Regions from separate parts of the Homo sapiens genome. Here region 2 is linked to region 1. A link is a loop called in an ENCODE intact Hi-C map of the cell type or tissue named here. Cell type or tissue: ovary. All regions are shown on one strand. Links, peaks and the distances in the headings refer to the core of each region. The heading gives the core; the rest is flanking DNA. Region 1 overlaps VSTM4 (V-set and transmembrane domain containing 4). Region 2 overlaps VSTM4 (V-set and transmembrane domain containing 4).

Region 1 (15,526 bases), core at 4,792-12,791:
TCCCACAGCTCTGTTTCCTCATAGTCTGTGGACTCAGACCCCTGGCTTGACAATATATCAAATTCACTTTGAGATAGCACAGGATTAGCAGCTGCAACAAGATACTTATGGGAGAACCTTGGGAAAATTCCCGAAGATCTGGCAGGGTCCATGTAAAAATTTTTCTTTCTTGTAGGAACAAGTAAGATTAGGACTGGTGTTTCTAATAATCAGATGCCAAAGTTGCTGCACCGTCCTGTGAAATATCTGCACTGCGGGGGAGTGAGGAGCATCCAGTGATTCCTTGCATAGGGTTAGTTTAGAATCCCAGTTTGTTAGCTCTTTCAACACATGTGTCCATAAATAGATTAGGGAGAGCTTGTTGCTTTCTATCCTAAATAAGGGAAAGGGAACTGTAATTGGATTAAATCAAGGACCCACAATTTCTGACCCTGAAAGTTGCATAAAAAATGACCCGAAGGCACCTGTTGGTTAGAATGGCAGCAGCTCATTCAAGGTGTAGAGATTGAAGAGTCACCCCCTGAGGCAAAGGACTGACAACAAAGGGCCATTCTGAGGTTGGCGGGGGTGGAGGTTAGAGCAGTGAATAAAACAAGTGAAAGTCCCTGTACTTAGACAGCTAGTGTGGATATGGGCTCAGTAGGTCTCAGGCACTGTTCTGAGCACTTCACACACATGAACCCCTTTAACCCCTGCATCTACTCTGACATGGGCATTTCTCATCATCCCCATTTTACAAATGGGTAAAATAAGGCACAGGAAAATTAAGTGACTTATCCAAGGACATAAAACTAGCAAGTGGCAATTGAGTCTTTCAACCCTGTGAGCATGTGTTTGCCAAATTTTAAAAGGCATACATTTCACCCAGGGGATTTGGGCTTGAAAGCAGATTCTGATTCAGTAGATCCGGCATGGGGCCTGCCATTCTGCATTTCTGAGGAGCTCCCGGGTGACACTGACATTGCTGGCCCGTGGACCACATGTGGGGTGGTAAGGGTCCACACCATGATGGGTATCCTTGGCCTCCTGGAAACCAAGCTCCTTGAAGATATATGTGTATTGTTCATCTCCGTGTTGTCTTCATCAGGACCTTCTTATCCTTATCTAGGCTTGATTAGCTGAAGCCATGGAAATCCAGCCAAGCTTTTTCAGGAGAGAAGTGGGCACAGTCTAAGGGTGCAAAGCTCTTGGAATGCAAAGAGAGTAAATACAACATGCCAGGCCTTGTGGGGCCCAGAGTGCCATCAAGCTTTGGCCTCTCATCTTCCCTCTGCTATGCAGGTTCTAGGCTCCGCTCCATTCTGCTCACTTGTTTTCCAACATGGCCACCCACAAAATCCACTGGCTCTTTCAATCTCAGGGCTCACAATAACCACATGCACTCTGTTTCTTATTTTAAGTGTTTGAAGGGGGAATCTGGCAGTCAGTAGATTACAGGGGCTATGGGTATTGAGCAGGTCAAGGAGGTTGGGTGTGATGGACAAATTGTCTGATGTATCTTAGATCACATGCAAGGTCAGATATTCACTAAGAGCTCCTTCCTGGAGGTCCAGGTTGCTTCCTTTGGGAGGAAGTCAGAAAGAAATATATAATTCATATATTTTACCAAGCACCTATCAGCTGCCAGGCAATGTGCCCAGTGATAGGAATACAGAGGTAGAAGATATAGCCACTACTTTTTAAATAATTTAAGTTCTAATGGCAAAGGAGTTCTGTGATCAAGGCAACCTCTCAGCAGAGCAAAGCCCTCCTCCTGAGAACAATTAGGAAAACTGAAAATAAAGTCTATCAGCACTTCTGCTTTCTGATTCACATATCTACATTTCATAAATATATTTGTATTATATAATTACATATATATGTATATATACATATATTACATGTGTATATACACATATATATTACATATGTATATATACACATATATATTACATATGTATATATACATATATATTACATATGTATATATATACATATATAACATATATAATTATATATATGTGCATATATATCCAACTATCTTAATTGTTATCTGAAGGACTAGATAGGTAGTTAGATCACAGAGAAAAGCAGCAAAGTGAGCCCAATTGCTGGAGACGTTTAACTCTAAGAAACTCACTCATACTTAAGCAGTGCTAGTTGAGAGAAGCTATGGAGAAAGTGACAACCAGTATGTTTAGGAGGTGAGTTAGTTTTTGGCAGTTCTAACAGTGAGATAAAAATTGGGAGGTTGTGGTAAATACCCCAGGATTTTTGCTGGGGAACCCTGAAGGACCGAATGAACCCTGAGTAAGGGCAAACCAGAAATAGAGCGGATTCTATAAAAACTGAAAGCCTCTCAACAGTTCAAACCCTGATTGGATTAAAGTGACCATCCCCCTACTCTAACTTCCTATCAGGGAACCAAAATTTTATCTAGAGTCACCAAGATTTTCTATATACAATGTCTGGCATTCAATTAGAAAAAAGTTATCAGGCATTCCAACAGACAAGATCTAAAGCAAAAACAGATAACAGAAAGGAGTCTATGGGAAGTGCAAATATGAAAGTTTATCAGGCATAGACATTAAAATAATATGATTGATATGGTCGCAGAATTAGATGACAACCTAGAGAAATTCATTAGAGAACTGAGATATCTACAAAAGAATTAAACAAATAATATAGAACTGAATAAAAAGAATAAATGCAATTAAGAACTTAATAGAAGGGTTGTACAGAAGGTTAAACACAGATGAAGAGAAAATTAATGATTTGGAAGATATGTCAATAGGAAATATCCAGTGCAAGGCCCAGAGAGACAAAAGGAAGGAAAATTCAGAATTGAGATCATGACAATAATAATACAAAAGTTTGTGGGAGAGGCAGTAAATCGAATTTAAGTTCTAGGCCATCTTTGCCGTATTTCTTGTCTCTTTTGTTGATTCTATCTCCATTCAATTCTGGTCCTAGATTCTCTTGTCTAGAGCTCTTCGTTGTGGTAACCCCTGAGCACATGTAGCTGGGTAAATTAATTAAACTTAAATAAAAGTAAAAATTCAGTTATTTGGTAAGACTGGCTGCATTTAAAGTATTCAGTAGCCACATGTGTCCAGTGGCTGCTGTATTGGACAGTGCAGATATAGAACATTTCAATAACTTCAGAAGGTTCTATTGAACAATAATCTCATTCCGTGATATTTTACATTTTTCATCAGTCTGTTTTCTAGATCTTTACCTATGATGATGTTACCCCTGTACATGGAAACTTTCCGTGGGCCCAGACTCCTTTAATGTGATGTTCAAAGTTTCACACAGTGTAACTCAATTCTGTTTCCCTGCCTGTTGAAAGCAGGCAAAATGAATTCAGTGATCTACCATTACCTGAAAGAAGACAAAATGTTCTCACAATTAGATGCCTGTGGCTCTGTGGGTCTGTCTTGCATGGAGAATGGTGCTCAGAGCACTAACCTTGAGTCATCTGATGACTTCAGGTTCCTCTATCCAGGAATACTGGGACAAGTACACTACATTTTAGAAAGATTCCCACTAAAATGGTAAAATAAATCATGTATTAATTATTGGGTTTGCCACTGGGAACTTCTTATTTTTCAAGTCTATGGGGCAAGTGGGGCTTTTACTGAACTGCATCCTGAGCTTGCCATTTACTGGCTTTTAAACATGGATGACTTAACTTCAACCTCTCCTGTGCCCCTTGTTTCCCAACTGTTAGGTAAAGTCCTTGCACCCCTCCCTAACATGTGAGTTTTGACAACTAAATGTGGTTTTGCAAATGTAGAAATTGCTTTGTAAATGTAAGTGCCATGTGTACCATGTGGCATTATTTTTTCATACTGTGCTGTTTCTTTTTTGTCTTTCAGTCATTTCCCTCAAAGCTTCTGAAGAGTCATCCTTTGAGAAAACAAAAGAGACTTGGGCATTTTTTGAAGGTAAAGCTTGTATATTTCTTTTTTTTATTGCTCTATAGTTGCTTTTTCTTTTTCTTTTTTTTTAAATTATACTTTAAGTTCTAGGGTACATGTGCACAACGTGCAGGTTTGTTACATATATATGCATGTGCCACATTGGTGTGCTGCACCCATTAACTCGTCATTTACATTAGGTATATCTCCTAATGCCATCCCTCCCCCTTTCCCCCACCCCACGATAAGATGCAGCCTCACTTTTAGACAATAGGAAGGAAACAGAATATAAAGAAAGGACCCTAACTTCTTAGTTTTTAAGTTGTTTTCTTGGTCTAAACTTACTCAAAGTGAGATGGAAATCCCTGACAGTATCAGCCCACAGTTTTGAAAGAGTGGAAGTTAAAGCACCAGTCCACATAATTTTTGTTTGTTTTGTTTTGCTCCAGAATTCCTACTCCCAGGTGATATTAGGGACGAATCTTCAAGTGATATAAAAATGATAAGTACCTCTACTGTGACTACATTTTATTTCAGGTTGCTTAAGGAGTTTGGGGTTCTAGAAACAGTTTGCAATCCTTAACCAAGTAATTTTCAACCCATGCTAGAATCACTCATGGAATGTTAAGAACATGAATGCCTGGACCACATCTCTAGAGATTCTGATTTAATTGGAAGTTGTTAAAAGCTCCCCAGATGATTGCAGCATGCAGCCAGGCTGAGAACCATGGCCTTGGAACAGTGGTTCCCAAAGTGTGATTGCAGACCGGCAGCATATGCATCACCTGGGAGCTTGTTCCAAATGCACATGGCTGTGCCCTGCCCTAGCTTATAGAATCAGAAATTCTAGGGATGGTGCCCAAGAAATCCGGGGTTTAACAAGACATCCAGGCAATTCTGATGCACATTCAGGTTTGGGCCTTAGGGCAGGGGTTCTCAACAGTGGGTGACTTTTGCTACTCCAGGGTACAGTTGCCAATGTCTGCATGTATCTTTGGTTGTCACAGCTTTTGGGGGTACTCCTGGCATCTAGTGGCAGGGGCCAAGGATGATGCCAATCCTACAATACACAGGATAGTCCCCATGACAAAGAATTTTGGCTCCAAGTATCCAGAGTGCTGAGGTTGGAAAACCCTGTCTTGGAGTAAGGAAAGTTCGGAGAAATTATTATCATAAAGTGGGTGAGGATTATGATCATAAGCAATTAAAGAATGCACTTTGTGAGTTCTCTGGCAGAGCTTTGGATCAGTGAAAGGCTGATTAATGTTCAAAGGTGGTCAGGAACTTTGTAAAGATTATGTCTGGTGATGGTACAACATTTATTGATGAGGAATGATCTAGCCAAAAGTCTCTAAGGAGAGGCACATGTCTTGAGGCCTTACTGTCACCCTTTGTTAACCCATTGTATGATCTGGCAGAAGGAGGGCCATCCTTAGGGAGCAAGTACTTGCTTTCAAGCTCACCCCTTCCAATGCCTAGTTATAAAGCAGTAGACTGAAACACATTCTGTCTTAGGAAAATGTAACTTTTATTGTGAACATCGTTTGCAGACCATAAGGTGTCACCCACATAGGCCTCTAGGATTAATTGTTTTGTTTTGTAGTCATAAATATTTTGTTTATGAGATTGCACTCATGAGAATCCAACAGTGATTCTTTGTATTTCCTGATGTTTCTCTGCATTTTTGTAGTTGCCTTTTTCTTTATTTGATGACTGCCTCCTAGTAAAATAATCCCCATTTCTCCCACTCAGCCTCTCATTAAGAGAATGCCTACTCATTGGCATTGGCAAAGAAATGAAAATGACTTTACTTCTCATAGAGTGAAGCAGTAGTAAGGGCAAGGTTTACCTTTCTCATTACTATTTAGTAAAATTGAGGCAACCCCATTGATGTTTGCCCCATGTCTCTGGAGCTGCCCTGTGACCAGGCACTGTGATGGGTTGGGATATGGAGAGGGCCTGGCTGTGGCAAGGGTAGATCACTAGGGATGTGACAGCTGGAGCCTTATGTATCATCAGATGCATCAGAATCTTCCAGGGAGACTTCAGGCTCCAGCCCCTGAGGTTCTGGTTATAACATTAGGAAGGGATCAGAGAACTTTCAGGGCCACAGGTGATTCCTATGCAAGTGGTCTGAGGACCATACTTTGAAAATGCCATGGTGCAAAAACAAGACCATATATTTGGAAAGATTGTGGCATTTAGACCCAACATACCCCACAGCATAATCAGCATTTCTGAAACCCTTTGTGCAATTAACAGTATCTCATAATTCATGTGCAGCTATAGAATGTCAGGGTTACTCCCGACCTAACTCTCTACATGAAATCTGTAGCCCAGTATGTGCTCTCTTCTCAACAGAGAGAATCAGGCCTCATCCAAAAGCAGAACTGGCATTCTCGCTATGTGTAGTGCCTGCCTCAGAGCAGCTGTTTACAGACCAATCTTTTCCTATGATTTCGGCAGCAGCAGCGTCTCCGTGCTTTGCTTTTTTAACCCAGCCGTAGCTTTGGCGAGGTTAGAGGTACAGTTGAAACTCCCTGGCGCATGATCCCAGGCCTTTTGCCCTTTTGTTCCTGGACGAGAGAGCTACAGTAGGGGTTGTGGATGGATATCCATCCTCCTGGGGCTTAGTTCATCCTGGCTGTGAGCCCACTGCACAAAAGAGGCATTGATTGTCAGGCCTCTTTGTGAGATGCTGGAGTGAGTTAAAATCCTTTGGGGCTATCACTCAGGTATTTCACCCTGAGCAAGATGGTATTACAGGCTGGATTAAAAAATAGAAATACACAGCCTTATGTCTCAAACTGCTATCTCCTGACTTTTCCATTTGCCCTGGAAATGTACAAGACTGAAGCTTACTTTCTTGATTCAGAAAGCAGGGGAGAGCGGGGTTCCTGGACTCTGCTGAGGGGCACTGGGGTCACTCTTTTTCAAAGGAGCACTGAATATACCCCTGCTGGGATCAGGGTTGCTGGGCAACAGGTGCCATCTGCCTGGCCCTGGCTTGGTGGGGCTGTTTGGGAGGGCGGGAGCTGGCATGCTGACATTATGCACCCCAGTCTTGGCCTGTCTCTGCATGGGCAGCTGCTCCAGCCTGCCAGCCCTGCCATCTGCTTCAGGGAGGCCTGGGCATTTTCTACATGGCAGCTTGCAGTTGAGTCTAAAAATGGCAGTGATGCCTTTGGAAGTTCAATGGCAAAAGACAAAACTGTAAATGATTTAAGAGAAAGGGAATGTAACATGATTTTTAGAATTATTGTGGGTGTGCAGCTATATGTGTTTTTTTTTCTTTTCCTTTTGTTTTTGATGGAGTTTTGCTCTTGTTGTCCAGGATGGAGTGCAATGGCATGATTTTGGCTCATTGCAACCTCCGCCTCCTGGGTTCAAGCAGTTCTCCTGCCTCAGCCTCCCAAGTAGCTGGGATTACAGGCATGTGCCACCACACCTGGCTAATTTTTGTATTTTTAGTACAAAAATTTGTACTAATTTGTTTCACCATGTTGACAAGGCTGGTTTCGAACTCCCGACCTCAGGTGATTGGTCTGCCTCGGCCTCCCACAGTGTTAGGATTACAGGCATGAGCCACCATGCCTGACCATATGTGGTATTTTAAAAGTGAACTCCAGATTTGATTAATTGCAGATATTTTGTTAAACTCAAGCCTTTGTTGAAAGGTCTGGCTTCAACCTTTCAACCAGCATTATTTGGCCTAGTCTGAGTTTTAAAACTTTTGAGCCAACATTTTATAGAGAGATTTTTACATAAAAAGGTAAAGGATGAATTGGAAGATCTGGCACCACTGGGCGGGCATTCCAGCCTGAGAGCAGTGCCCTGGAACTGAGTGCGGCAGGGCTTTGCATTAGCTGACATGACAGGAAGGTGACTCTGCAGTCGTAGGAATTTGTGACCCTGGCTTCAATGGCTCAGAGTTTAACTGTTGTTTGCAGAGAACAGCCAGGGAGGGGGGTTTTCATGTTTTGAGTGGACACAGCAGGGTGGTTATCTTTATGCAACAAAAGGAATGCTTGTAACAGAAGGGAAAAAAATTCGGAACATAGGCATACTGGTTGCTGCTCAATCAAGGGGAACTCAGGTGGTCTTTCTGAGCTTTTCTTCTCCTGCAAGGCAGCACTTTTTACAGATCTGTAGCTTCAAGAACAAAACAGAGAGTGGCCATGACCGGTCTTGTGTGTGTGGGGAGCCACACGCAGGCAGGAGGTGCCCGCTGGCTGGTGTCCATAACTGGAGGCCTGTGTGTTTGGCGGCCAGCTGAGCCTTCCAGAGTCGCCAGATGTTTTCTGATTCTGTAGCCCTGGCTGCCTGTGGGGAGCCCCCTTTGAGCCATGTTGAGGAAGCTGTGAACTGAAACTGTAGCTTGGGCCTTTTGAAGCCCCTGACCTCCTGCCTGGGCAGAGTGTGCCCCAAATGTCTGCAGCATGCTGCTAGGGACACTTGGGGAGAGATGCCTACTGCGGTTCTTACCTGCAACCTTGTCCCTCCTGGGTTCCTGCTGTTCTGAAGCGAAGGAAAGAGCTCAGATGAAGAGGTGAGCTTGTGGATCAGCTGCTGTGCTCCATGGGCATGGAAGCTTTTGTAAGACAATTTTTCTCTCCACTCCATGAATAAGACTAAAGGCAAGTTTCTCTGCCTTTTGGTCTGGGGACCACATTTGCATAGTCCCTTCCAGGCAGGTGCTGTGTTCACCTGCCTGAGGTTCTGTCGGCCTGGCAGCCTGACTGTGTTGTTCACCATCTTCTCCTGCCAGCAAGGGCTCTGCCATCCTGTTCTGGAGTAGTTTGCTGACCAATGTGGAAAGGCAGGACTGGCCGTGGGTTTGCTGGGTTGTGGCCATCCTGTGCCCTGGGATCCTGCCACAAATCCTGGTCTGTGAACTTTGCTCTGTCCCTGAGTTCGTCATGAAGTGTCTTGTCCAGAATCCAAGAGTCCTGTTGCTGAGTTTCACACTGTTTAAATGGATGCTGCAGCCTCTCTCCTAATTCTGACCCCTCACAGAGTTCTCCACCCTGTTAATCTACAGAGCCCACACATCAGAGACACAGGCATTTACTAGAAAGGCAGTTTTGATTTTTAGCTATGTGAGAACTTTCTCAAGCTCCTCACATTCCATCAGCTTCTGGACCTCTCTAACCTGACTCTGCCCCCACCAGCCTACTGACAGGGCTTTCCTCCAAGACTTTCCCAGTAGCTTCCTAGGAGCAAAACAGAGTGGATGTTTTCCAGCAGTTGATGCTATTAAGGCATCCTTCTTACAGTGCTTTCTTCTGGGCTTCCAGAACTCTCGCCCCAGCCCTCCTCTGCATCCATGACTAGCTCTGATCCTTTGTAGGAGACTCCCTTCCACACACCTGCCCCTCTCTCCTTAAATGTTAGTGCAGATGCACCCTTCACCTGCTACCTTGCCCTAAGGCACTTTCTACTTATTTTATTTTCAGTCCAGACATCTAAATTGCCAAGAGCAGAAATCTATTCAAACTAGCTTAGGCAAAAATGCTGACTGCCTTAAGAACACAGGAAGATCTCATAGACTCCAGGGGCAGAGGTTCTGCTGGGCTTCCCTGGGGCCTAGGCCAGGGAGGGGAGAGTCAAAAGGAACCTGAATGTCTGATTCCATTTCATGCCCCCTTTCTTCTCATTAACCATAAGCCTGACCTGCTTCTCCAGGCTCTCCCTGGGAGCCAGCCACCTGCTACTCCCAGTAGGCTTGCTTTTTCAGCTTAAGCACTTAACTAACTGCTTCTCCACGCCACAAGGGCTTTACAAATGTTCTTTTCCTGTTGACTCAGCTATTCCACTTCTAGGAACTTAATCTTGAGAACATATTGTGAAAGTTGTACTAAGGTTTAAGTTCATGAATGCTCACCACAGAATTATTTATGATGGGGAACAGGTAGAAACACTTTGAGTAGCCAATAGTAAGAGATTGTTAAATCATTGCTGATATATTAATATGATAAACTTTTATCATATTTTTCAAAATGATTCTGAATCATTTTTGAAAAGAATTTATTGAGAAAATGAGAGAAATTGAAAAAAGATGTGAAAGTATATGATCTCAATTTAAAAATATATGCATATTCATCATAAAGTATACCAAATATTTATTAATAGTAGTTATCTCAGGGTGACAGGATGGCCGATGGCTTTTTTTTCTATACATTTTTGTATTTTTTGTTATTTTAAATACAACTCGGTGCAGAACTCTAGCCCTCTTGGAAGCTTCTCTCAGCCTCCCCAGGCTGGGCTGGGTGTCTCTGAGTGTTCCTGGTATTGGACACACGTTCTTATTGTTACACTTACTAAGTGGTCCTCTATTTCTTGAAGAGAAAGCCTTTGTGTGTGCATTTTTATCTTTCTTGGACTCAGGAAAGTACTGACCATGGCTGATAGTAAATGTCTGTTGGTTGTAGAAAGTTAAGTCAACAGAGAAACATTTTTGCTAAGTTCAAATAAATGCCTGTGGCATTTTTCTTCAAAGATGGTTAGAATAATGCTTTTGGCTTCCCTTTTCACTTTCTGAGCAGCTTGGCATTGTATTGATCAGACTAATGATAACGTTGATTATTAGAGTTTAAGAAATGTAAGTATATGTAGCTGGGCACTGAGTCTCATGCCTGTAATTTTAGCTACTCAGGAGGCTGAGGCGGAAAGGTCTCCTGAGCCCAGGAGTTCAAGGCTGCAGTGAGCTGTGATTTTATCACTGCACTCCAGCCTGGGTGACGGAGTGAGACCTTATCTCTAAAAGAGATGTATGTACATGAACATGGTTTAACTGTTCAACTTAGACAACTTTTTATTTTGAGATTATTGTAGATTAATATCCATTTCTGGCCAGGCACAGTGGCTCATGCCTGTAATCCCAGCACTTTGGGAGGTGGAGGTGGGGGGATCACCTGAAGTCAGGAGTTCAAGACCAACCTGGCCAACATGGTGAAACCCTGTCTCTACCAAAAATACAAAAATTAGCTGGGTGTGGCGGCGTGGACCTGTAGCCCCAGCTACTCAGGAGGCTGAGGTTGGAGAAATGCTTGAACCTGAGAGGAGAAGGTTGCAGTGAGCCAAGATTATGCCACTGCGCTCCAGCCTGGGCCACAGGGCAAGAAAGAAAAAATCAATTTCTAAAAAATCATACACAGAGATCCCTTGTACCAGTTTGTTTCCTTTACCTAATGTCTCCCAATGATAGCATTTTGCAAAACCATAAAACAATATCACAAACAGGATATTAACATCCATACAGTCAAGATACAGAATATTTCTGTCATTATAAGTGGCCCTTGTAGCCAAACCCATTTTCTTCTCACCACCACCCCCTTCTTAACTGCTGGCAACCACTCATCTGTTCTCTATTTCTATAATTTTGTCATATCAAGAATGTTACATTGATGAAGAATGTCATATCAAGAATGTAACCTTTTGGGATTTTTTTTTTTTTTTCACTCAGCGTACTTCTCTGGAGATTCATCCAGGTTGGTGTGTGTGTCGATAGTTTGTTCTTTTTATTTCTGAGGATGCTGTGGTGTGGATGTACCACACTTTGTTTAACTATTCACTTGCTGAAGGATATCCGGTCTGTTTCCAGTTTTTGGCTACCCAACATACATGTACAGTTTTCCATGTGAACTTAAGCTGTCATTTTTCTGGGACAAATGCAAGGAATGCAATTTCTGGGCTGAATGGTTGTTACAGGTGTCTCCTTTGAGAAACTGTAAAGCTCTATTCTAGAGTGGCTGAGCCTCTTTACATTCCCACCAGCCACGTCTGAGTGACCCAGTTTATCTGTATCCTTGCCAGCATTTGGGGATGTCACTATTTTTTATTTTAGCCACCCTGAAAGGCATGAGGGATATTTTACTGTAGTTGCATTTTGCATTTCTCTAACAGCGATAGAAGTCAAACATTTTCTCATGGGATTGTTTGCCACCTGTACATTCTCTTTAGTGAAATGTCTGTATTTTTTTTTTTTTCATTTCTCCAACAGGATTGTGTGGTTTTTGCTGTTGAGTTTTTAGAGTTCTTTAGAGTCTGGATAGTAGTCCTTTGTTGGATATGTGGTTTACAAATATTTTCTCCCAGTCTGTTTGACTTTTTATCCTCTTTATATGTTTGTTTACAGAACATCAGTTTTTAATTTTGGTAAAGTCAAGTATAGTATGTCAAGTTTTACTAATATAGACGGTGCCTCTTGTGTCAAGTCTAAGAACTCTGTCTATTCTTAGATCCCAAAGATTTTTCTTGTGGGTTTTTTCTGAAGTCTTCTAGCTTACATTTTACATTTAGGTTTGTGGTTCATTTTGAGTTAATTTTTGAATAAAAGGTGAGGTTTATTTTAGTTTTATTTTCTGCCAGTGGAAGTCCCATTGACCCAGCACCATTGATTGAAGAAACTGTCCTTCCGCCGTTGAATTACTTTTGCACTTTTGTCAAAAATCAACTGAGCATGCCTGTGTGGGTCTATTTCTGGGCTCTCTGTTCTGTTTCATTGATCTGTGTCTGTCCTTGCACCAATACCACACTGCCTTGTTGACTGTAGCACTGGGATTTCAAATATTCCAATTCTGATTGTTCTCTTGCCAGCGCACTTCTGCTGCGGCCCCCAGAAGGCTGACTCACGTGTCTGTCCTTGCCTTTCAGATCTCTATGTGTATGCTGTCCTCGTGTGCTGCGTGGGGATCCTCAGCATTCTGCTCTTCATGCTGGTCATCGTCTGGCAGTCTGTGTTTAACAAGCGGAAATCCAGAGGTAAGAAAACAGATAAGGTCATGTCTGGGATGGGAGCACACCCCGACCACAGACGGGCGGAAGATGCTAGACAAAGTACCACCTTGGTGGAAAAGTGCATTGTGAGTCAGGGATTATTTACCTGTGACTGTGGGCAAAGTGAGCAAGCTGTGTTTCCCTTGGACTCTGCTAAAATACACTGTGGCCATCATTGACATCACTGAATTTCCCCTTTCTCGGTTTCTGAGGCCCCTTCCTGCTGTCAATCTCCCTGAAGAGTCTGTGGCATCAGATGAGCCTAGGGTTGGATTTTGACTCTGCAGTTTGAGGCTGAGGTTTTGGGCAAGTTCCCGAGCCATTCTGAACATGGGTTTCCTCATTTATGAAAGGAGATTGACACCCTCTTCCCTCAGTGGAATGTTCTTATGAGCGTTCACTGGCAGGCAGGTGGCACTTGGGAAGTCTCCCCAGTTCTTTCCCTGACCAGTCTGAGAGTTCCCTTCCGTCTCCTTTCACTTTGGTGTCCCTGTTTCTCTGCACTCTGCCTTCAGCCCCTTCCTGCCTTCCTCTCAGGAAAGTGTAGTTCTCATGACTCTCATATCTCTATGAACACTGCCTGATTTCTCGAGAGTCTCTGCTTCTCCCCGAGCCCCGATTTCACTTGCCCAGCAGCTCCTGTTGGAGGTCTCCTTTGAGAGCCTCTCCCTGCATCCTGCTTCAGAATCTCCAAAACAGCTTGGGGACACTGTGGCTCCCAGAGATGACCAGGGTAAGAGCCGAGCTCTGGAAATGGACCGACTCCGGTTCCAGTGGCTCCCTTACTTACAGGCTGACAACCTCCTTCTGTGCCTGCTTTCCTCATCTGCGACATGGAGGAGGCAGGAGTGCACCAGTCTCAGGCTCATAGTGAGGACTAAGTTACCAAAAGAAAGATGCTAAAACCTGTAACACAGGCTCCAGCGAATGTCCTGCTTTTATGTTGACATATGGCTCTAATTATACACAATAATTGTCACTGTTAGCTCAAGGTCATAGAGCTTGGAAATATTAGATTCAGTGGTCACAGTTTGAGGGGCCACTCCAACAGTGACTCTGTGCAGCATTAATGCAGGGGTGTGGGCAAGCCTAAGGGACAATGAGGGAGGTGACACATCCAATGACAAGTACCCATGGGATGCTGTTTCCATCCTAGACCTTAAGGGACAAGGAGAGGGGAGGTTCCTGGAATGCACCATGCGTTAGCTGCAGCTTTGGGAGAGGTGTCACCATCAGGGGTCTGCAGAGAGGGACTCAGCTCCTGACAAACCAGGAGGCAGCTGGGAGGGAGCCAGGATGGTACACTCCTCAGGCCCTCTCCCCTCCCCACTTTGGATCTCCTGCTGCTATTGCCCTTGGTGCCACCCACCAGAAGCCAGGGGGTCAGGAACAGGAAGGTGCCTCCAGGGCTGAGCAGGCTGGACAAAGGTGGACGGGGATCCAGAGGGCAGTGGAGAACTCCAGCATGCTCCACAATCGGCAATGGGGCAGAGGCTGTAGCATGGGTGTCTTTCCTCTGGAGCCTGTGCTCTCCCACCAGCCTCTGCCTGTGTCTCTATGCTGTCCTTCAAAGCCAGCTCCAGGGCCTTCCCCTGCAATACCCACCTCCCTCATCAGTGGCAATGCAGCTTTTTCCTGTTCTCAACCCCTGAATACTCTTGTGAGCTTGTGGCACATTGCACTTGTGCCTTGGCATGGGCCTTCCTTCAAGAGGACAGTGTGAGAGGCAGGGACCACACATTCAATTCATTCTCCTTGGAATGTGGCTCAGGACAGATGCTCAGCACATGGTGGACAAATGGGTTTATTTCCCACCTGCCTTACACCCAACTGTTGGAGTGTGGAAGCCACATAGGCAGTTTCCAAGCTGGGTATGCTCTGAAGGCACTTTTGCCTGGGCTCAGGGGCATGATCGAGAGTCTGCACTGGCTGCAGGCCCTGCTAGGCCCTAGACAGGATCAGGGAAACAAAGAAGGGCCAAGAAGGGCAGACTGGGACATGTGCAAGCACCTGGCATCCTCCTCCAGGCCTCACAGAGAGGCTTCAGAGAATGGGGATCCCAGCTGCCTCATCCCCACTGGAGTGGGCCTCAGATGGTCCCATTTGCACCTGTGCACAGTGCCTGAAAACCCTCCCCAAACCACAGCTGTCCAGAGCGTTGTCTGAGCACCCGCTGTGGGCCAGGCACCTCATATGGCCCCTCCATGTGCTTATGTGACCCTGGATGAGAGCGACAATGCTCTTACCTGACAGCACAGCTGAGGAGCTTGAGAAGGCCCTGAAACCAGGGAGCGGTAGGGTGAAGTTGAGCCCCAGCCTCTCAACTGCTGGAGTGTGGAAGCAACATAGGCAGTTTCCAAGCTGGGTTCCCAAGCCTCTCATGTTTCTATTCAAGAAAACCTTGGCTATCGGGGGCTGACCTTGCCAAGGGAATTTTTCTTTAGCCCTCCATGGCAGTTGTTGCTGAGGCTCTTCCAAGACAGCTCTAGCCAGTACCTGCATCTCCTAGTAGTTTGGTTTTGGTTGAGTGCAACTCCCATTGGCAGGGCAGGTCTTGCCCCATGCACCTCCAGGAGCCAGGCATCTTTCAACTCACTGTGGGGCCAAGGATGGAGGACCGTGCATGATGGGCCTAGGTAGTCTCCTTCAGCTGGGCCCAGGAGTCTTAGAGCAGCCCTCCCCAAAACTTCAGGAGCAGACCGTTCACGTGGGAACCTGCTCAAATGCAGATTCTGATTCAGGATGTCTGGGGCAGGCCTGCAATCCTACATTTCCAGCCAGCTCTGCTGCTGGTGTGAGGCCATGCTTGGAGTAGCAAGGCCTTAGAGCTGTTCTTCTTACCTCTA
Region 2 (15,526 bases), core at 3,124-11,123, 69 kb after region 1:
AGGTGGACCTGTACTGATAGAGAAACACACTCTCTAAGAAGTGCTTACTCACCCTTTTCCAAAGGAGCACAGGTGTTGGCCATCAGAAGACACACTGGAGCGCATGGGCCTCTTCACTGTGTGCCAAGCTCAGTCACCTCTGATTCAGCCCCTGAAGGTGTCTGCTGCCAGGTGCCCTCAGGGTAGGAGAGTGGGAAGTACACGCCAAGCTGGAAAGTGTGTTCTGAAGACCCTCCTCTTGCCAAGTGCCTTGCCCATTGCAACCTTGTGTGTGAATTCTAATGGGTTTGAATGGGGGTCAGGGTGCATGGGGAAGTTGCTCTGTGGACCTTTGGGACACAGGAATCTTGGACTTACTGGCAGGGGATCCATTCTGAAAGCACCATCCTGTCAACTGTGTTATTGAGGACATTTCTTGATGTGAGTATAGTCTGGGTGGCTATTTACTGCCCACTATAGAAATTGTTTGACTATGTAGTGGACCATGTATATATGATAAATTATCTATTTTAAACACAGCTGGGGTATGAGTTGTGCCCTCTATATAGCTGTGTGAACTTGGCTAAATTTCTTATCCCCTAATGACCTCAGACTCCATGTTTGTGTAAAGACGACTTAACTTCCCATAGAATTCTTGAGGGTAAAATGGGATAATGAATCTTGCCAGTTCTAGAAACTGTAAATTGCTACACAAATGCTCTGTGTTGACATTCATGCTAAAGCCAGTCTGCATTTTCAAAATGAAAATTTCTTCACTATTTAAGGCTTTCATTGCAATAACTTTAAAAACCAAATATTTGTCCACCAACTTAGCCCTACAGTAATGTTCCCAAAGACTCATGAGAGTTTATGGTTTATTGGAAAGGGTCCAAATTGGAAGCAGATATTGATTTTCTGGGAGCAAACTGGTCTGCCTTTACAAAGTGGAAGTTCACCCTCTCTGGATAACACCTGTGTCTCATTCCTCCCTCTCTGCCAGATCTCGAAGGCACTGAATAAACCATGCAGCTTTTGAGGAAGAAAGAACCATTTGGAAGAACTCACTAGAACTTCTTTGAGCATCTCTTTGGGAGGGGAGGATATATGGTTAGCACACCATTTATATAATAATTATCACAGGGATTTTTAATTTTATCATGGCAGTGTTCTGACAGATGTATAGTGTTTTGAGGGCAGAGGATGATCTCCTAATTTGCCCAAAGAGCCTTATGGGTTTGTGGGGCTCTGGGGGTGCCAAATGGGAAGGAGAGGGGGCACATGAAAAGGAAATGGCGGGAAGAGGGCAACAGGCCAGGGGGTAATATCTTCCCAGGCCCCTTAGGCCTCTACAGAACGGAAATGAACTTCATTCACCCCCAAACCCACCCACTTAAATCCAAAGAGAGCTTAGGGTTATTATGCATGGACAGGAACACATTCTACCAAGAACACATGCTCTTAAGAGCTAGTAGCTCCCAGTTAGAGTCAAACCAGTCATTGTTATATTATAGATTGAATCCAGCCTCTTTCTCCCAAACTGTGGTCATCACTGCATGAATCCACACTAAGGTGTGTGAATGGGAACCTGCAGATTATCTCCTCCTACTGAAAATGCTGCCCAGGGGAATCTTGGAAGCTATGGACAGCATCCAGGCAGAGCTGGTCCCACTGTTATCTCCAGAAGCAAATGCCCAAGCTGTGCTCAGAACTGGAAGCAATGGATGACTTGTATCAGGTGCTTGTTTGAGAGGATATATTGACATTATTGCCATAGTAAGCTTAAAAAAATGTGCCCACTCATTCATTCTTTGTCCATGGACCACTAATCATGCATTGTCATTTCCAAAGATAAGGGGAAACATATCACATATCATTGAAATAGAAATTAGGGAAAGTTTGTCAATTTGTTTTCACTATAAGGCATCAATGGCAGAAACTACATATGAGTAATTTTCAAAATAGACCATTGCTTAAATGTTTAAATGAAGCTAAAAGAAGTATGAACCCATTGGTTAGAGTGCAGTGGCTTCTTTCAGGCAGACAGCAGATGCTCTCAGATTTGGTGGTGAGTTTTGGCCTTGGCATGGTTGGCATGGAGTCAGCACAGGAAGCCGGGAGGTATGAAGGGGCATCCACCTGGGTGAAACTGTCTTGCCAAGCCAAAGCCCCGAGGCCTGCCCTGAAGCAGCTGTAGTGGAGGAGAGGCCTGGGATTCCTTAGAGTCACCTTTTTACGAATGTACCGCCACTCTGTTAGCTCACAGGGAAAATAAGGAAAAGCCAGGCCTCCCACCTCTTGACTCTTGTGAGAGTGAAGACAACATGGGGCATTTAGAAAATATATTTTTAGTGTATGATAATGTGGGCTGGCCCACACAGCAATGAGCCCAAAGACCCCCTCGCTTTGGGAATTATTCATGGCCCTGCTCATCACAGCCTCTGATATGCATGACTGTAACCTAGGCTGAGCCAAGAATGGAGCTCATGCCAGAAATGGTCCTAAGCATGCACATGGCCCCCTGGAATATCAAAATCCTGGGGAGAAAGAAATCATCTTTGCCTTGGGCAGTGAAGCTGGAATGGCACATATCTATCTGTTGCCACATCTCCTGCCTAGTGGAGAAGCCTTGGAAGGCAACAGACACTGAGCAAGCAGCAGGGAGGAGAATGTCCTGGAAGGGCAGGACTCTACCCAAGTCCCTAACATCCCCAGACTCTTCTCTTCCATAAACTCTCTAATTACTCTGCTGTTTAAATCCTGGTTTTGGTCAAGCCAGTCAGGTTGCATAAAGAATATGAATACAGTATGCATCAAAGTTGCTTCCCAGAACAGGAAGCAAAACAAACAAACAAACAAACAAACAAAATACTGATATCAGTACCCAGGGTGCCCAATTAGGTCACACCCAGTGGCTGCATTGCAGCCCCTGAGCTCCTGCTGCACCGTGTGTCCTGCTGCCCGAGTGGGCCCCACCCTGGGTTCTGAAGATGCCCTTCTTAATGGAGAGCTCCCGATGGAGGGCTCCAGGACTGATGCTCTCCCTAAGGAAGGGAGGCCTCAGATTTGGAGAGGGACACCAACAGGACCAGAGGAGGACTGAGGGGCACTGGCACCAATAAGTGGAAGGGAACAGCGTGGTAACAAAAAAGAGCCATGCCACTTGCATGCTGGAGGGAGTCTTTTTGTGTCAGCCTAAAGCTTAGGCTGGTGTCCATGTGGAACATGACATCTTTCCAGTATCCCTGATCCAGGAAACTGCAGTGAGACCCAGGTGACCCAGCTCTGTGTCATTTGGAGCCCATTAAAAAGTGAGGCAGCCACATGGCGGGGACATTGACCCCACTCCAGACCACACTCCCATCTCCATACATAGGATAGAAACTGTTCATCAGGAAGGAAAACCAAACAGAAATTCGTGGTCTAGGGGAGGGGTCTGCATTCAGCATGGCCATGCTGGGCTGGAGTGGCTGTGGGGTGTCCAGATAGATGGGCATGTAGACTAGTGCTTTCTCAACCTTTAATGCATGCACAAATCATCGAGATCTTGTTAAAATGTAGATCCTGGGTGGGCACGGTGGCTCACGCCTGTAATCCCAGCACTTTGGGAGGCTGAGGCGGGCGGATCATGAGGTCAGGAGATCGAGACCATCCTGGCTAACACGGTGAAACCCTGTCTCTACTAAAAATACAAAAAATTAGCCAGGCATGGTGGTGGGTGCCTGTAGTCCCAGCTACTCGGGAGGCTGAGGCAGGAGAATGGCATGAACCCGGGAGGCGGAGCTTGCAGTGAGCCGAGATCGTGCTGCTGCACTCCAGCCTGGGCAATAGAGTGAGATTCCGTCTCAAAAAAAAAAAAAAAAAAAATGTAGATCCTGGCTCAGGAGGTCTGGGATAGGACCTGGGATTCTGAGTTTCTAACAAGCTCCCAGGGATGTCCATGCTTCTGGTCCCTGAACCACACTTTGAGTGACAAGGATGTAAACTGTTGGAAACATGGATCTGGTGCTCATTGCGGGAAAGGGGGTGTCCTCAGGGCATAGGTCACAGCCAAAGCCCTGACAGCGGGCAAGAGTCCCAGGGAGAGGCTGCCTGCACATTGAGGAGGGGAAGGGCTGGGCCTGAGCAGTGGGGAGCATCCATGCTGGCAGGTATGCAGCAGGCAAGGAGATCCAGGTGGAGATCAGAGGACAGTGACAGTCACAGCAGCAGGGGAGAGCCAGGAGAAAGCTGCTCCTAGGGGTGTCTCAAAGGAAGAAGGGATCTGCAGTGTGAACTCTGCAGAGGGCAGGGAGAATAGAGGTTAAGCCTTTGCTCATTCTGAATTAATTGATTACTGCTTTTTAAAAGTGCTTTCTTTCTCTGGGAAAAAAAAAACATTCCCCAGTGCCTAAGGCTAACAGACGTGGGCGCTGAGCTGTGTCTGGTCTGCTGAGTGTATTTTCCCCAGAGCAATCCTCATCTTCTCAGGGGGTGGGGATTTGGACAAGACTCTTCCTGAACACGCAGCGTGGTGGGGAAGGGTGGCCATGGAGGTTTTCTGTTCCTTCTGTTGTCACTGGTGAAAGACGACTTGGTGCCCAATTTCTAATAAACACAATGCTATTAGCGTCACTCCAATTTAGTGTCTGATTGTTAAATGTTAATGTACTGCACTCTACAGTTTTAAATATAATTAGAGATGTTTACAGCTTTGGTTAAATGCACCTTGTTCTTCCACATTAAACTTTATTACAAGCGTCCTCCATCAACAACGAGGAGAAAGCTCATTAGTAGGTGGTCTGTATGGGGTTCTGGGCTGTGCTGAAGGAATCAGCCTTCTGTTTTCCTTTATGACAGCTTTCTACATGCTGGGGGCGGCCAGGGTGATTACTTCCTGTTTATGTGTACACTTAGTACCTCAGACTCCTGGGTCTGTGGATGGATCTCAGGGAAGCCAACAACACCCAGGAATTTTTATGCAGACGTTTGTGTTGTGTGTGTGAGGGTCTGATGTTCTCTTCAGTTTTCTAAAAGGGGTCTGTGGTCCACAAAAGATGGAGACTTTAGAGAGGGTCCTAAGCCAGTGTCCTGGCCACAATGGACCCAGAGAACATCATGAGGAAGCTGGGCAAACTAAGGAGATGGAAAGGTACCTGCCAGCCTGGCGACCTCCCAGGCATTCTAACCCTAAAACTGCCCCTTGCACTGAGCTCTGGCTCCAGGAAGCCTCTCTGCTCCCACCCTCACTCCTGCTGGCTGGAAGAACCCTGACCTCTTGCAGGGCTGATCTTTGGCTCAGCTAAGGATTGGGGCTCCCAATCCTCCCCTTTGTGGGGTCTCCTCCATCTCTTTTCTCCCTCAGCCCATGTGTGGGTTCCCAGGTTCTCACAGTACCCCAGTTCTGAGTGCCCTGTGACTGCACCCCAGCCCATTTCATAGTCAGTTTGGAATTCCTTAAAATGTTGTAACTGAAATCAGGTTCTCCTGCTCACTGCTTGGAAGCCAAACTTGAGAGACAAGATTTAGTGGAAGGAAAAGCAGGCTTATTCAAGAGCTGGCAGCCTGAGGAGATGGCAGACTAGTGTTGCAGAGACCATCTCAAGTCAGTACAAATTCTAGGCTCTTTTTATGTTAAAGACATGACCAACAACTGCTAACATCTGGGCACCAGCGAGGGTCCAGGAAGTTGGAAACTCCTTTGTCCTTGGTCAGATCACAAAGCTCCTATAAACCTTCAACGAAACATAGTTGTTTACATACTTCTCCTTTAATCCCAGAGTCAGTTTCAAAAACTACATGATTGCTGTTTTTGCATTTTATCTCAGTGCCCTAAAATTATCCTAGCCTACGTGCAGGAATGGATAAGGGCTCCCTTAATTGAAAATGGAGTTAGTTGTGTTAGTTCTTTTGCTCTTTCATTCTTACAATGTCTTGTTCCTGCTTCCTCATTCTTCCACCTCATCAGGATTCATTTCTAGTTTCCTTGGGGTTCTCCTTTACCATGTAACCCCTCATCTTTTTTGCACATTCAACTTCTCCTTCTATCTCCAAAATGACAAGTGTTTCTCAACCTGCACAGACCCCTCCCAAGCCACTATTCTCCTCTGGTTCCTTCTCTCTGCAGCCTGGAGTCTACACTGCCTGCTCCCTGCTGTCTGTCTCTCACCCTCTGCTGGCTGCCTTTGCTCCCCCTCCCCTGAACTCAGCTCTGCCCAAGCCCTCTGGGGTTCGCTGCTGAGCATGTGTTCTCTTGCAGAGAATGTCTTATTTTCAACCACTGTTCAGCTGTATCCCGAGGACCCCACCTCCACAGCCCCCGTGGAGCCCTCTCCTGAGCTCCATGTCCACCCACGAGCTCCCCCCTTGCAGCTCCCTCATGACTCCTGGAAGTATACACCCAATACTGAATGCATCAGAGCACCCTGCATCTCTTGATACCCAGCCATCCTGGTTAGGGCTCCACCGCTCACCCCATGGCTAAAGCTGCAAATCTAGCATTGGAGATATGGGCCACCGGCAGCAGCAGTGGAATCACTGCTGACTTATTGAAAATACCAGGTGCCTGGCACTGTGGTAAGTATGTTTTCTGTCTTATCTCATTAAGCCAGTGCTACTCTATGCCAATTTGCAGATGAAGAAGCAGAAGACCTCAGCTAGCTGGCCCAGGATGGCAGAGCTGGAGCCCTCCTCTCTCCTGTCCATCTCCCCTGCATGCCGGCACCTCCCCCATTGTCTTCATTCACATAGCTCCTGCTTCCCATCAGCTCTGATCACCTCTCTCATGGACCACCACTCTGACTCCTGACCTGTTCCCTGCCATTTAACCCACCCTCCGACATGCAGACTGGCCGAGTTACCCCTGCCCAACATCCTGCCCCGACTGCCCTCAGGATGCCCAGCACCTCGAGGAGTAGCAAGGCCCTTCATACCTGGCTCCCGCCTACCTTTCTGCAGTTTCCCCTCTGTGCTGTTGACCCAGGCCTCGGTGGCTGTGAGCTGCCACCTTGGAAGCCCAGCCCAGCGTGGTGTGGAGCTTCACGGTTGCAAGAGCAGGCCTGTGCTGGGCATGAGCGTGTCCCATGGCAGTGGCAGCATTGGCCATGATCAGAGCCCGTGGTGCGCTGCAAGCAGGCCTTGGGACTGGTGAGATCCCCACAGGCAGCCAGCCACCCAGCCCTGTCTTCAGCAGCATCTGGAACCGGAAGAGCAGGAAGCCCAGGTGGGGTCCCATGCTCTCCCAACCCCAATCACCACTGACATGGCTGCTGGCTGTGATGGCAGCCCCTGTGGCAGCACAGAGCTGGCAAGTTCAATGGGAAGTGCCTCAGCCCTCAGGAGGCAAGCAGCAGGTGAGCATAATAAGGACTGACCCCAGGGATACCTGGGAAGATGCCTTCTGGGTGTTCTTTGGCACGTTAATGGAAGGACAATCAAAGAAAGGCCCTGGCCGGGGAGTGGGACTCAGGAGGCCCTCGCTGTGCAGTGGCAGATTTTATCTCCACCCCCAGGTAGCAGTGCAGGCCTTCCCAGGTGCCAGAAGATGGTGACTTGGTTTCCAGGAACATGACCTCTCTATAGGATGTCCTCACTAAAAGAGATACTAGAGGTTGTCTACTTAAACTCCCCTTTCGTTCCCCACCATTTATACAAAAGACCACGATTTAAAGGAGAGTTTAGGTAACAGAGATGCAGGGTGGGCATCAGGATCTGGACTCAGGCTTTCTCTGCCCCTTCCATAGCTCCTCATGCCCTGGCTCTTGTCTGTGGCCTCCCTGCCCAACCCTGGAGGACAGCTGAGGCCCAGCCTTCTCCAGCAGGGCTGGATGGGAGGATTCATTGGAAGGTGGCAGCTGGGCACCTCCCGCTGAAAGAAGCACAGTCAGCCATTCTGGGAGTGGGAACTGTCTCCTAGATAAGCTTAGCTCGCTCAAGGGACATTTCAGAGGTCAACGTCAGTTCCGTAAATCTTTGCTGAGCTCCTACTATGTCAGACACTGAATTCACATGGTATTCATGTGTTCACATAGAAGCACACCAATAGGCAAAACATCCTATGATGGTTACTGTTGCCAGAGTATCTTCTGCTTGCCAGACATGGTGCCAGGGACTGCATGGCAGCCCTGAAAGGCAGGTGGCATCATTGCTACAGGATAGCTCTGAGAAATGAGGCTCAGGGTCATCCTAAGAGACTTGCCAAAGGCCACACTGTTAGTTGCAGAGCTGGATTCAAACTCAGAGTTTCCCAGTACCAATCCTGTGCTCTTCCTATTATGTCATAGGAAGTATGAGTTATATCAGAACCAAAAGACATTCTGGTATAAGAACCTAATGAGAAGTAATCCCGAGGTGTCCAGGAAACTAAAAGGAGGAAGGAGTTAGGATAGACTCTCTGGAGGAAGTGTCTGTCTGAGTTGAGCCCTGGAGGAGGGGCAAGAATCTGCCAGGAGGCAGAGGGCGGGGACCTTCCTGGCCCATAAAGACCAGCCAGTAGGGCCAGCCCTGGTCAGGGAGTGGGACTCTTCTGGGGAAGCAGGCCTCTTCTGGGGAAGTGCCAGGTCCCAGAGAGCAGGAGCATTTGGCCCCTTGGTGGCCAGCCCACCTCGGGGACTGTAATAAACAGTGGACCCAGAAGCTACCTGGGAACTGAGATGGGCTGAAGGGATTTCAAGTAGTGAACAAGCGAAGAGGGCTCTGGTGGCTTCACACTGTCTCTCCAAACCAGCTCACAAGGTAGTCTTGTTCCAGGATGAGGAAACTGAGGCCATTTAGAAGTTAGAATACATGCTACAGTGAAAAGGATACTCTGGTATGCCTACGGTGTAGCCAAAAGAACAAAAAGATTAATTGCAGAGAAAGGTTCTGTGCTTTAAGTCCTCTCTAAATCCAGGCATTCTTCACACTCTCATCCCCAGTGAAGGGGTCTGGAAGGCCCAGTTACTTCTAGCTTCTATTTGTTTTTCTTGGACAGATTGGGAATCTATATGAAAATTATTGTCCCCATGGTTGATTCCAGATATCTCAGTAAAGATGGAGACAGTTGCTAATGTACAATCACCTGTTTATTTCCACCTGACCATTGACAGAACGTGACTGGCTGGAAGAGATGTCAGTGAGGTTATTCACCCAGGGTTTGGAACTTCTTGAGTTAACAGACATGGGTATGCAGAGACACTGTTTTCTTGACCCCTCAACCCTGGAGGCTTCTCCTGTCTTATCTCAATCTGGACAGCAACCACGCTACTTGAGGCTGACACCACCATCTGGGGGCAATTCCTGAAAACCTGCAGAGAGCCTTGGCTTCACCTGTCCTTCACGTGCACCTGCCCTCCATCATAGCTCCGTCATAGCTCAGCTGGGTTTTTTGTTGTTGCTGCTGTTTTTTGTTTTGTTTTGTTTTGTTTTCATCTCCTCTGCATTCTTGCACATTCTCTTCCTAATCCAACCTTGCTCCAAATCTCTCTCTGTTTTTATTTCATTCTCTGCCCCTCCCTCTCTCCCTGTCTCGTTATTCTATTTGCAAGTAAAACAATAATATGTGTCACATGCAGGCTGTAAACTAACAGAGCATTCCAAGCTGTGCTGTCTAGCTTTGGCACCAGACTCAGGACTGGATTTCCCAGCAGGGGCTTGGTGTCTGGAGTTGTTTCCCCTCACACGCCACGCCATTTGCTTTCTCTTGCTTCAGCTATGGCTTTTCTTACTGTAGGGTGAGCATTGGGTTTAGGGTCAGAAGCTCTGGTCCAAAACTCGAGTCTCCTTTTCCATGGCTCTGTGTCTTTGAGAAGCCACTTGAGCTCTCTGACCTGCAGCGTCCTCATTTGAAAAGTGGCTAGGGCCAACAGGACTGTTTACAGTCACCTTCCCATCTGGAACAAATTCGTCTCCAGGGCAGAGGGCAGGGGCGGGTGAGGATGCTGCAGGGACATGGGGGGCTGCGCCCCAGGGCCAAGCTGTCCCACAGTCCTGGAGCTGGGAGTAGTCATGCTGGGAGTTAGAGAGCCCAGGGCTGTCTCCCTCATCAGCTTGCTCTCGGTGTGGCCTGGAGATAAAACCCTCGGCTCATTAATGTCATATGACCTGTGTGAACACATGGAGCACTGTGCCCGGCACAGAGGCCGTTCCACAAGCTTCAGCTCCCGTCATTGCCGGGGACCTTCCCTGACACTGGCGATCAGTCCCCAGCTTCTAGCAGGGCTTGTCTGGCAGGGTCTTCCTTCCTTAGACTGTTCTTCCTTGGGGAACAAGGTCATTAAAGGATGGCTTTCTTCTCTCCTGGGGACAGTGAGGGCAGGCCCTGTCAGCTGGGTCACCACACTATCCCTGCCACCTGTCACAGAGCTACTACCTCACACTGCTTCTCAATACTTAGAAATACAACCAACTGCGGAGAAGGACTGGGAAGGTGCTTTGAAAATTAAAAAACAAAAACAGAAAGAAAAACAAAAACAAAACAAAAACCACAACCCGCAAGGCAGGGATTTCCTTTTTTTTCCCTATAGATTTTGTTTCTAACTAAAGGCATCCAAATTCTCTACCCCAAACCACAACATTGTCCAGAGCTTCCACAACTCAGAAAAAAAAAAAAAAAAAAAGCACTGCTATGTTTATCCTGTTGGCAGCCCCCTCTGCCAGTTTCCATCAAAGACCAGCCTGAAATAACACGCTTGTCTGGGGGTGGGGACATGGCTGAGGTGGCTGGCAGCACCCTCTGCTGTGGTGGGGCCAGGGTGGCCTTGATGGGAATTCTGAGTGTTCACACCTTGGGGCCCTGCAGAGGCTCCTTCTCTGTAAAACAAGAAAGAGCTGGCACATTTGTACAGAGAAACACTGGACCAGTGTGGACCAGGGAGCCAGCTCAGGGCTAGTCCCACACACTCAGTTCAGCTCTCCCCAGCAGCATCTAAAGGCACCCCAGGCCAGGCGTGGTGCCTCATGCCTGTAATGTCAGCACTTTGGGAGGCCGAGGTGGGTGGATCACCTGAGGTCAGGAGTTCAAGACCAGCCTGACCAATATGGTGAAACCCCATCTCTACTAAAAATAAAAAAATTAGCCGGGCATGGTGGCATGCTCCTGTAGTCCCAGCTACTCGGGAGGTTGAGGCAGGAGAATTGCTTGAACCCAGGAGGTGGAGGTTGCAGTGGGCCAAGATCACGCCACTGCACTCCAGCCTGGGCAACAGAGTGACACCCTGTCTCAGGAAAAGAAAAAAAAAAGAATAAATAAATAGAGGCACCCCAGTCAGAAAACCACAGCTAAGATCTTGGGTCTGGAGGAAATGTCCTCAACTTCCTAAGAAGAAGCCTGGCCTCAGTATCTAGATAGTTTCAGGCTACTGTGTACAGGCTTGAACTGATTTTTAAAAAGCAAAAGACAAAATTTTATTTCATCCCAGCTCTGGAGCAAGGTTGTGAGAGCCACTTATGTTTGTAAGCTGCTTATAGTTTGCAAAGTGTGTTCCTGGTATATTGTATTTTTCCCCTGAATTCAACACATACATATTTTAAGTACTCTCTCCGAGGAAGGACCAGGAGTTGGTCTAATTTCAGCCCATTCTAGGACTTCCTAGCTATTTAACGAAGGCAGGGGCGTCTCCTGCTGCCTCCTTATACCCAGACAGGCTTACCCCCTCATGCTCTTCATCCATATCAAGTTGCCTTTCATCCTCCAGTGACACCACATCACTGTCTGCCCTGCAATCTGTGATGTTCAGACAGGCTCTGTGTTTTCTTCTGAGTAACTGTGTGACTCTGCAGCTCACACACTGACATCTCGAAACAGAGAGAAGTGGAGCTTTTAAACATGCACAAGGCCAAGTCAGACCCATGCAGAACAGATGACCTTGCATCCACCCTCTGAGCGCTCCAGTACACTGCATGTGCCCCTGCCGGGTTGCCCCCACTAGGATACATGTTTCCCTGTTTTTATTTTTTGTTTGTTTGATTGTGGTAAAACTTACATAACATTTACCATTTTAACTGTTTTCAAGTGTACAGTTCAGTGGCATTAAATGCATCACATTGCTGTTCAACCACCTCTGCCATCCATCCCAGAATTTCTCCATCATCCCAAACTGAAACTGTCCCCATTAATAACTCCTCATCCCCCTCTACTCACCAGCTTCTAGGAACCACCACTCTGCTTTCTGTTTCTTTTTTTTAAAAAAATATTTTATTTTAAGTTCTGGGATACATGTGCAGGATGTGCAGGTTCGTTATACAGGTAAACATGTGCCATGGTGCTTTGCTGCACCTGTCAACCCATCACCTAGGTATTAGGCCCCGCATGCATTAGCTATTTATCCTGATGCTCTCCCTCCCGTGCCCCACTGACAGGCCTCGTTGTGTGTTCTCTTCCCTGTGTCCATGTGTTCTCATTGTTCAACTCCCACTTATGAGTGAGAACATGTGGTGTTTGGTTTTCTGTTCCTGTGTTAGTTTGCTGAGGATAATGGCTTCCAGCTTCATCCATATCCCTGCAAAAGACATGGTCTCATTCCTTTTTATGGCTGCATAGTATTCCATGGCGTATATGTGCCACATTTTCTTTATCTAGTTTATCATTGATGGGCATTTGGGTTGATTCCATGTCTTTGCTATTGTGAATAGTGCTGCAATGAACATACACGTGTATGTATCTTTACAATAGAATGGTTTTATTTCTATACATTTGCCTATTCTAAGTGCCTCATTGTAGCGAAATCAATATGGGGTTTATCTTTTTGTGCCTGGCTTATTATTTCAGTTAGAATAATGTCCTCCAGGTTCATCCATGTTGTAGCATGCATCAGAATTTCCTTCCTGTATAAGGCTGAATAATATTCCATTGGATGTACAACCACATTTTGCGCATCCATTTATTTGTGGATGGACATTTGGGTTGTTTCTGCTTTTGGCTGTTGTGAATAGTGAGGTTATGAACATGGGTGTGTAAGGACCTGTTTGAGTCCCTGCTTTCAAAGGGTGCATGTTTCCTAAGAGTCATTTCATCATAAACAGCACATGGCCTCTCATAGACCCAGTGCCCTATAAATGCAAGGGGACTTCAAAAAGTTTATGAGAAAATTGAATTTTTATATATATATATATATATATATATATATATATATATATATATACACACTTTATTTTTCAACATAAACTCCATCAACATCAAGACACTTTTGTAAATGGTGATACCAGCCATTTAATCAGCCTAAAGAACTGAAGATCCCAAGAGCTTAACCATGTCAGTGCAGTCTTTTACCTTATTAAATGAAGAAAAATGGATGCTCTTTACATATGTTTTAAGATTAGGAAAGAAAAAGAAGTCAGAAGGAGCCCAATCGTGGCTGTAAGGTGGATGCCTAATGATTTCCATCAAAGCTGTCAGAAAATTGCTCTTGTTTGATGAGAGGAATGAGCAGGAGCCCTGCCATGGTGGCAAAGGACTCTCTGGGAAGCTTTCCCGGGTGTTTTTCTGCCAAAGTTTTGTCTAACTTTCTCAACACTCTCATAATCAGCAGATGTTATTGTTCTTTGGCCCTCTAGAAAGTCAACAAGCAAAATGCCTTGAGCAACCCGCAGAACAGTTGCCATGACCTTTCCTCTTGACCCGTCCACTGTTGCTGTGACTGGTCCACTTCCACCTCTTGGTAGGTGTTGTTTTGATCATGCTTTGTCTTCAGGATCATACTGGTAAGGTCATGTTTCATATCCTGTTACGATTCTTCAAAGAAATGCTTCAGGATCTTGATCGCACTTGTTTAAAATGTTCATTGAAAACTCTGTTCTTGTCTGCTGATCACAATGGTTTTGACACCATGGAGTGGAGTGTGCTCAATTTTAATTTTTCTCAGAGTTGTATTAGCTGAGCCAGTGGAGATGTCTATGATGTTGGCTCTTGTTTCTGCTGTTAATCATTGGTCCTCTTCAACGAGGGCCCAAACGAGATGAATTTTTTTCCTCACAAACTGACGTGGATGGTCTCCTGCTGCAGGCTTCATCCTCAACATCGTTTCATCCCTTCTCAACACGAGTTATTCATTTGTTAACTGCTGATTTCCTTGGGACACTGTCCTCATAAACTTTTGTTAAAGCATTGATAATATCACCATTCTTTTACCCAAACCTCACAATAAATTTGATGTTTGTTCTTACTTCAATTTTAGCAAAATTCATGTTGTTCTCAAAGGGATTTTTTTTTCTTTTTTTTTAAAGACTGAATTATCTTTCTATTTGAGGTTGTATAATAAAATTGTTGTCACACAAAGGAGCAATCAAAGAACATACAGAAAAACATCATTTTTTATGGCTGCATAGTATTCCATGGTGTATATGTGCCACATTTTCTTAATCCAGTCTATCATTGTTGGACATTTGGGTTGGTTCCAAGTCTTTGCTATTGTGAATAGTGCCGCAATAAACATACGTGTGCATGTGTCTTTATGGCAGCATGATTTATAGTCCTTTGGGTATATAGCCAGTAATGGGATGGCTGGGTCAAATGGTATTTCTAGTTCTAGATCCCTGAGGAATCGCCACACTGACTTCCACAATGGTTCAACTAGTTTACAGTCCCACCAACAGTGTAAAAGTGTTCCTATTCCTCCACATCCTCTCCAGCACCTGTTGTTTCCTGACTTTTTAATGATTGCCATTCTAACTGGTGTGAGATGATATCTCATTGTGGTTTTGATTTGCATTTCTCTGATGGCCAGTGATGGTGAGCATTTTTTCATGTGTTTTTTGGCTGCATAAATGTCTTCTTTTGAGAAGTGTCTGTTCATGTCATTTGCCCACTTTTTGATGGGGTTGTTTGTTTTTTTCTTGTAAATTTGTTTGAGTTCATTGTAGATTCTGGATATTAGCCCTTTGTCAGATGAGTCGGTTGCAAAAATTTTCTCCCATTTTGTAGGTTGCCTGTTCACTCTGATGGTAGTTTCTTTTGCTGTGCAGAAGCTCTTTAGTTTAATTAGATCCCATTTGTCAATTTTGGCTTTTGTTGCCATTGCTTTTGGTGTTTTAGCCATGAAGTCCTTGCCCATGCCTAAGTCCTGAATGGTAATGCCTAGATTTTCTTCTAGGGTTTTTATGGTTTTAGGTCTAACATTTAAGTCTTTAATCCATCTTGAATTAATTTTTGTATAAGGTATAAGGAAGGGATCCAGTTTCAGCTTTCTGCATATGGCTAACCAGTTTTCCCAGCACCATTTATTAAATAGGGAATCGTTTTCCCATTGCTTGTTTTTCTCAGGTTTGTCAAAGATCAGATAGTTGTAGATATGTGGCATTATTTCTGAGGGCTCTGTTCTGTTCCATTGATCTATATCTCTGTTTTGGTACCAGTACCATGCTGTTTTGGTTACTGTAGCCTTGTAGTATAGTTTGAAGTCAGGTAGCGTGATGCCTCCAGCTTTGTTCTTTTGGCTTAGGATTGACTTGGCAATGCAGGCTCTTTTTTGGTGCTATATGAACTTAAAAGTAGCTTTTTCCAATTCTGTGAAGAAAGTCATTGGTAGCTTGATGGGGATGTCATTGAATCTATAAATCACCTTGGGCAGTGTGGCCATTTTCATGATATTGATTCTTC

Evidence for each region. Hi-C counts contacts between places; a loop is a spot of excess contacts. Peaks named below come from ENCODE experiments on the same cell type or tissue, not always from the same donor. Only the 100,000 strongest peaks of a DNase experiment are listed, where the experiment ranks them.
Region 2: it touches region 1 in a loop (2.7-fold over the local background); 2 of 110 quality-filtered maps call a loop at or near these places.

What each region holds. Positions count from the first base shown.
Region 1 is chr10:49,074,358-49,089,883 of GRCh38, reverse strand. VSTM4 (V-set and transmembrane domain containing 4) reads left to right here. Exons shown (of 8, transcript NM_001031746.5): 3 at 3,861-3,929; 4 at 12,558-12,665. Among named protein-coding and RNA genes, the nearest start is that of VSTM4, 33 kb to the left of the region's middle. In ovary, for the core only: no CTCF peak of the experiment used is centred there; DNase peaks (open chromatin) are centred at 6,444, 8,141 and 9,601; H3K27ac peaks cover 3,689 bases.
Region 2 is chr10:49,003,437-49,018,962 of GRCh38, reverse strand. VSTM4 (V-set and transmembrane domain containing 4) reads left to right here. Exons shown (of 8, transcript NM_001031746.5): 8 at 1-4,727. Among named protein-coding and RNA genes, the nearest start is that of MIR4294, 26 kb to the right of the region's middle. RefSeq lists a silencer at 6,788-7,043. In ovary, for the core only: no CTCF peak of the experiment used is centred there; no DNase peak of the experiment used is centred there; H3K27ac peaks cover 2,359 bases.